Regions from separate parts of the Mus musculus genome. Here region 2 is linked to region 1. Evidence: chromatin contacts called from ENCODE Hi-C or POLR2A ChIA-PET data. All regions are on one chromosome and are shown on one strand. The core of a region is the stretch at or near the end of the contact, and the rest is flanking DNA. Distances in the headings are between cores, read along the strand shown.

What was found. A loop is a pair of places that touch in the nucleus more often than their neighbours do. ChIA-PET counts read pairs that join two places held with the same protein, here RNA polymerase II (POLR2A).
Region 2: POLR2A ChIA-PET joins it to region 1 with 15 read pairs in Patski. The contact joins the enhancer-like site here to the promoter of Pfdn5 in region 1. A Hi-C loop is called at or near these places in 3 of 37 maps with a recorded cell type or tissue (Patski, T-helper 1 cell and T-helper 17 cell). POLR2A ChIA-PET finds 5 or more read pairs at or near these places in 4 of 5 experiments (Patski and embryonic stem cell).

The regions. Positions count from the first base shown.
Region 1 is chr15:102,324,341-102,327,648 of GRCm38, reverse strand. Pfdn5 (prefoldin 5) reads right to left here and starts at 1,533. Exons shown (of 6, transcript NM_027044.3): 1 at 1,389-1,533; 2 at 1,114-1,216; 3 at 800-831. The coding sequence starts at 1,460. It overlaps Espl1 (extra spindle pole bodies 1, separase), which reads right to left. Exons shown (of 31, transcript NM_001014976.2): 31 at 3,293-3,308.
Region 2 is chr15:102,375,472-102,378,779 of GRCm38, reverse strand. No RefSeq gene overlaps it. Among named protein-coding and RNA genes, the nearest start is that of Sp7, 11 kb to the right of the region's middle. Within about 2 kb of position 1,804, at least 3 of the 3 ENCODE cell types and tissues checked have a DNase peak (open chromatin) inside an H3K27ac peak, as active enhancers do.

The DNA.
Region 1 (3,308 bases), core at 284-2,783:
AGACAAAACTATGTGTATGTGTATGCATCATGTGCATGCCTGGTGCCTGCAGAAGTCGGAAAAGGTTGCTGCATCCCCTTGAATTGTTGTCACCTACACCATGTAGATGTTCGGAACCCAATTGGGTTCTCACTGAGAGCAAGTGCTCTTAACTGCTGAGCCATCTCTCTAGTTACAAATTATTACTACTTTTAAACTTACATGTATTTGGTCTGTGTGTGTGTTTTCACAAGTGTGCATGCCATGGAGCACGAAGGTCGGAGGACAACTTCTGGGAGTTGGTCTTCTCCTTCCACCCCATTAGTATCAGAAAGTTAGCTCAGTGTGTATGTGTGGGTTTTACGCTCTGCGTCGTCACCTTGCCGGCTCTATTGTTACTTAAAACAGTCTTCACCACTTTGCTATTCTTAGGTTTCTCTTTCGACTGTCATTTCCTGGTGGAAATGACAACAGGTCATTTCAACAGGAGGAAACAATCTACCTTTCACTATTAGAGATGAGCGGCAATTAAGGTGAAATTGAAAAAAGAGGCAAGTTCCCAATTTCAATATCCTAACATTTTTTCTACTGGCTTTAGCCAAATGCCAGCTTTGTCTCCATATTGACATCTCTAAACAAAGAGAAACACAACATTTCAATTCTTCACCGAACTCTGATACAAAGTATTACATGGACACTGGTGCAACGTTAGACAAGTGAGCTACGTTAAGTGTTCGACTGTTCTTAAAATCAAAACTCTCCCCGCTTTTGGGAAAGACTGTGGAAGAATGTAAGGTAGCATTTCCCGTGGAAAGGATACAGAACTCGTCAGTGGGACCAGTAATTCTTTTCCTGTGAAAGTAATAAAGACAAACAGCTGGGGAAGGCTAGCGGCTCCCACGCGAAGACGTTAGGGGAAGCTCCCAACAGGGCTCAGTGTTCACAGACAGTGAAAAGAACACAGCAACTGAGGAAATGTCTTGTACATTTTAGTTTTCTGTAGGCAACATGCGGGGGCTCCTGTGGCTACACACACACTAAGTAACAAACAGTTTTCTTTAACGAAAACTGGAACTAGGAAAAAGCGAAGGAGAAGCCGGCATCCCCAGGCGCCCTCACCCGCCTAGCCCATACCCTCGTTGCTCTTGTTCAGCACGTTCAGACAGTCCTTGGCTTCCACGTACTTGGTCTGGACCACCTTGAGCTGAGCAATGGACGTGGACAAAAACTCCACTTCCTACAGAAGCCGGGAAAAAACAAGGGGTCAGCTCAAGAAAGCGGGGCCCAGGCTGAGGGGGCGGGACCCGGGACCGGATAGGGGTTTCCCTGGGAAAGGAAGCCTCCCCGACCGGGCGGGCGGTCGGTCGGAGGATATGAAGCGCGAGGAAGGTGCTGGGACAGGTCCTCACCTGGTCCAGCTGGTTCTTGAGCATTTCCAGTTGTGGCAGATTCAGCTCCGTGATGTTAATCGACTGCGCCATGTTGGGAAGGAGGACTGCCGAAGAGGAAGCCGCCTGGGCGAGTGACGCTCTAGCCGCCCTCCGCGTTACCTCCGTGGTGCCGCCAGGGGATACGCTCTGCGCCCGTCGTCTCTATGATCCTGTGTTTCGGACCCGCTTTTCGGATCTCAAGCTTAATTAGAGAACGCAAGTTTTTCTTTTCTCAGAGTACACTAAAGCTAGCACGGTAATTTTGGCTTCCTGTCCCCATAACTCTAGGTTCTGCTGGCCTAGAAGTTTTGGCTCCAGAGAGGGGAGTGCTCCTACCAGGAGCTACAACAAACATTCCATTGAACTGGAAGCTCAGACTTCCCCTTGGTCATTTTGGGCTTCTAATGCCCTTAAACCAACAGGCTAAAAATGGAATAACAGTGTTAGGAGGGGTGATAGATCCAGATTACCATGGGGAAATTGGATTACCTCTTCACAATGGTGGTAAGCAAGATTATGTCTGGAGTGTAGGAGATCCCTTAGGGCGTCTCTTAGTACTACCATGTCCTGTGATTAAAGTCAATGGGAAACTACAACAGCCTAATCCAAGCAGGATGACAAAGGACACAGACCCATCAGGAATGAAGGTATGGGTCAATCCTCCAGGAAAAGAGCCAAGACCTGCTGAGGTGCTGGCTGAAGGTGAAGGAAATACAGAATGGGTAGTAGAGGAAGGTAGTTATAAAATTAGTTAGCAAACATGGCTTGGGCCTTCAAGGGACTCGAAACTCTCGGACTCACGACACAACCACAAGATTGTAAAGCGGTATAAGCTACTGCGCGTTGTTGGGACAAGCCCGCGACAGGACAGCAGGGAACCTGTGTTCTGACAGTACCACTAACGCGCTTTAAAGGATAAAGTGCAAGTGCCAAAAAGGAACAACTGCCAACCAACTACATTTATTTTTATGTCTCAGTATATATGCAGGCAAACCAAACCTAGGTCCTTTGAAAGAGCAACCTAGTGCTCATAACTGCTGAGTGTCTGTCTAGCCCCACCATTGTGTGTTGGATAGGAAGGGTCTGTGTGCTTCCCAGCAACTTTTTTTTTTTTTTTTAACAATATCAGCCAGATATTGGTGGTGCACACACACTTTTATTTATTTATTTATTTATTTATTTATTACATGGAAGTACACTGTAGCTGTCTTCAGACGCACCAGAAGAGGGCATCAGATCTCATTATGGGTGGTTGCTGGGATTTGAACTTTGGACCTTCGGAAGAGCAGTCAGTGCTCTTACCCACTGAGCCATCTCACCAGCACCCCCCCCCCTCCCAGAAACTTTTAAAGGTGTAGTTGTTGCAACAAACCATATGAGTAGCAAACCCCATTGAATCTGCTGCTGCCATTGCCAAAGTGTAGCAGCCTTGGTGGGAAGGGCAATGGTTTCTAAAATCATCCAGGATTCAAAGGCAGTGGAAGGATTAAAAACATCAGCATAGCCCTATCACTACCTTTCCTTTCTCCAGTGTGAACACTTTAACTGCCAGGGTATTGTTTTGTAGCACTGGCTAGCTGAAACTCAAAAGTAAAGACTCAGCTGGCCTTTACCTCATAGGGATGTTTGCCTCTCACTCTGTACATTTTGTTTTTGGACATAGGGTTTTCTCTGTATAGCCCTGGCTATTCTAGAACTTGCTAAGTAGACCAGGCTGGCCTCTGCATGCACCACAGGGCCACTTTCAGTATTTTGATGGCCCTCTATTCAGCTTCATCACCCAAGCTCCAGCAGCAAATTCTGTCCTGCTTATGTAAGCAAATTCTCCAATCTGCTTACATCACAGAGCAGGAGTGAGGGAGTAGCTTCAACTCTCACAAACTGAGGCTTGGAATATCT
Region 2 (3,308 bases), core at 555-3,054, 51 kb before region 1:
GCGTTTTGCCTTCATGAATGTCTGTGTGAGGGTGTCGGATTCCCTAGAACTGGAGTTACAGACTGCCATGTGTGTGCTGGGAGTTGAATTTGAGTCCTCTGAAAGAAGCAGCCAGCGCTCTTAAATCTTAGCCCCAGTTCCACACCTTTAATATCAGCACCCAGGAAGTAGAGGCAGGCCAATCTCTGTGAGTTGGCCAGGGGCTACATAGTGAAACCTTGTAAATAAATATCAGAGGACCAGCAAAGAGGGAGGAAGAGAGGCCTGTCACCAGGGAGGTTTCTTGATTTCCTGCCTGTCCTTGAGAGTCAGCCTAATGTTTGTTCTTCCTCAGGAATCAGAGAACTGCTCCTCTTTGCTCTCTTTGATTTTGGCTGTCATATATAAACTTAGTGGATGGATACCCTGCATTTCTATAATGGAACCAGCTAGGAGGTGCCCTCAGAGAAGCAATCTAATACCTTCCTAGGGTGGTATCCCGTTATTTTTGGATCTCTAAAGTCTCCTCACGAAGCAAAAAAGGACCAAGAAGTTAGACGGGGATGGGGTGGGGTGGAGATAGCATGTGGTGATATCTGTGGGTGTGTTGACTTTCTAAGACTCAGCCTGTGGTTCCTGTGTCGCCACGAATGCCCATGAGTGTATGACTGTGGCATGTGGTGTGTGCCTATGTCAGTCTGTGTGTCAGGGCAGGGGCTCCCTGTGGTGTGCAAATGTGTTGGGAGGGGGGTGATGGGGAGAGCCTGGCTCCTTTGCTTCCACCCCCATCCCTGCTCCCATCTGGCCTTGATCAGTGGGTCCCTGGGGAGGGAGCCGCGGTTTCGGATACAGGAAAATGTTCCAGGAAGCGGCCACTGTGCTGAACCCGGCTTGGGCTCCCCCAGCGGAAATTGTTACAGGAAGGAGGAGGGGAGGGAGTGTTGCGATAGGATTAAGGATGGAGGAGGGTGGCTCTTGGCTCCTCTCTGGATGGGATAAAGCTGAATAAGTTGATGGGAATCTCAGGTCAGCCAGGATCCTGGATGCTACCACCTCAATCATTTAATGCAAAACTGGGAACTTGGAAAATAGGGTCCCTTTCCCTTTTTATTCTCTCGAATCCTTTTTATAGTTCTATTACCTACCATGAATGCCAGCTGGGACCAGGATACCTGGGTATTGCCTGAAAATGACTTGGCTTGGTGAGGGGCTAAAGAGTCAGCCCCTCTCCTCTCCGCATTGAAGGGGCTTTGAAGCTCATGTCCAGGACTGGGAGGGATGCCTAATTGGGATAATGGAGGTTAATGGGGCGCCTGGAGGGGGTGGCCACGCTTCTAGATCAAAGAAGCCAGCTCTTCCCAACCACCACAGCTGGAGGTCACAGCTGGAGGGGGAGGGGCAGGGACTCAGAGCCAGCCAGCAGGGGGTGCTCTGGCCTCGGAATGCTTGTCCTCTGGCGTCTCAGGCTCCTTCTTCGATCTGCTTTTGCCCGAGAACGCTTATCCTGAGGTTCTGAGTCCTCTTTTTTGGGTGCTGGGGAAGAGGGAAAGGTCAACAGGATGTCAACTTCCTCAGGTTGTTGCAGGGTCCCAAAGCACTAGCTTTAGATCCAGTTTGGAGAAAGCCAAGGCTGGGAGGCTAAGTTTATAAGGGAGGCAGAGAAAGACCCGACTTGGCATTGGGGGTGTTGGCTAGGATGGAGGCCAAGGGGCACCAGCGCTTCCCCGCCATCGCCCCCCTCCCCGGGGTTGGCGCTCCCTCTCGGGCTCTAATCGGCGCGGCGGCCGCAGCGGGCAGAGTCAGCGCCGCCAGTCTCCGGGACGCGACTCCCAGCAATTGTGGTCGGGACCGCAGATATGCAGCTGCCTCCTGCCCGGGCGCCTGGCCCGGCCGGCCCCGCCTGCGCCCCGCCCCGCCCCCAGCCGGCCCGCCCCTTGCCTGCCAGCAGCACCGGGACACTGAGGCATGCAAGAGGTCCCAGGTGGCCAGCGTAAGCGGTGGAGATGCCCCAGCCCAGACCTCACTATGTTCATTGTCCCTCTGCCCGCTCTGTTTCTCAGCTTTAGCTGGAGGCTTATACTTTCACTGTACGCCTTGCTTCGAGCCTCCTCTTGGAAAAAGTCGAACAGTGCTTTGATGCTTTGAAATGCAGGGGAGGGGAGGGATGTCTGACTGAGATGGAGGAGGAGGGTGGAGATGGGCGCGATGGCGGACTCTCATTGACAAGGGCAGCGGGGAAAGTTTCTAAGTAGAGGAGAAAAGGACGGAATGGGAGAAGCAGGGGCGAGTGTCAAAGGGTAGGAAAATAGTTCTTTAGAGGCACCCCAGCCATTCAGGGGCTTCCTGCTAGAATGCTGAGAGAAAACGCTCAGATACTGCACTGGCCCCTTCCTCAATGCTGAGCAGAGCCACTGACTATCCAGAGCTATTCTCAGCACTGAACTTTAAAACCTGCATGCCTGCTCATTTTTCCTGTGAGGCTGGCTCTCCTTTCCACCCCGTACACTTTGACCTCTGGCTTGGTGTGATGACACCAATTGCCATCCTCATCTCCAGTTTTGTCCTCCAGCAACCTGTGATGAACTAACACGTATCATGTATGAAGCAAGTACTAAGCGGTGGATACTGTTTATAGTTAAGGGATAGAGGTGTAGTCCAGTGGTAGTTATAAGTGTAGTCTGGTAGTAGTTATAAGTGTAGTCTGGTAGTAGTTATAGGTGTAGTTTAGTTATATTATAGGTGTAGTCCAGTGGTAGTTATAGGTGTAGTTTAGTGGTAGAGCGCTTATGTAGTTTGTGTGAGACCCTGTGATTGATGTCTAGCATCGAGTGGGTGGTCCAGCATACATTTCTAATTTTTGTGGGTTTTAAAAAATTAGCCAGGCCGTAGTGGCCCATACCTTTAGCCCCAGAGCTCAAAGGCAGAGGCAGGAAGATCTCTGTGAGTTTGAAGCCAACCTGGTCTACAGAGTGAGTTCCAGGACAGCCAGGGCTCACAGTGAAACCCTTTCTCAAAAAACCAAATAAACCAAATTGCTTTTGAGTGTGTGTGTGTGTGTGTGTGTGTGTGTATGTGTGTGTGTGTCACAATGCATATGTGGTGGAGGTCAGGAGTCAGTGCTATCCTTTTACCTTGTAGGTCACAGGGATAGAATTCAGGTCCCCTGGCACGATGGCAGGTATCTTTACCCACTGAGCACTGTGCACAGTTTCAAATCATTATAACAACCTTGAGAGATGACTGTCTTGTTTCTCCTTTCTACAGAAGAGGAATCCTAGGTTAAACAGTTTGCCCAAGCTTGCACCATACTAAATGGCTGACAGACACAG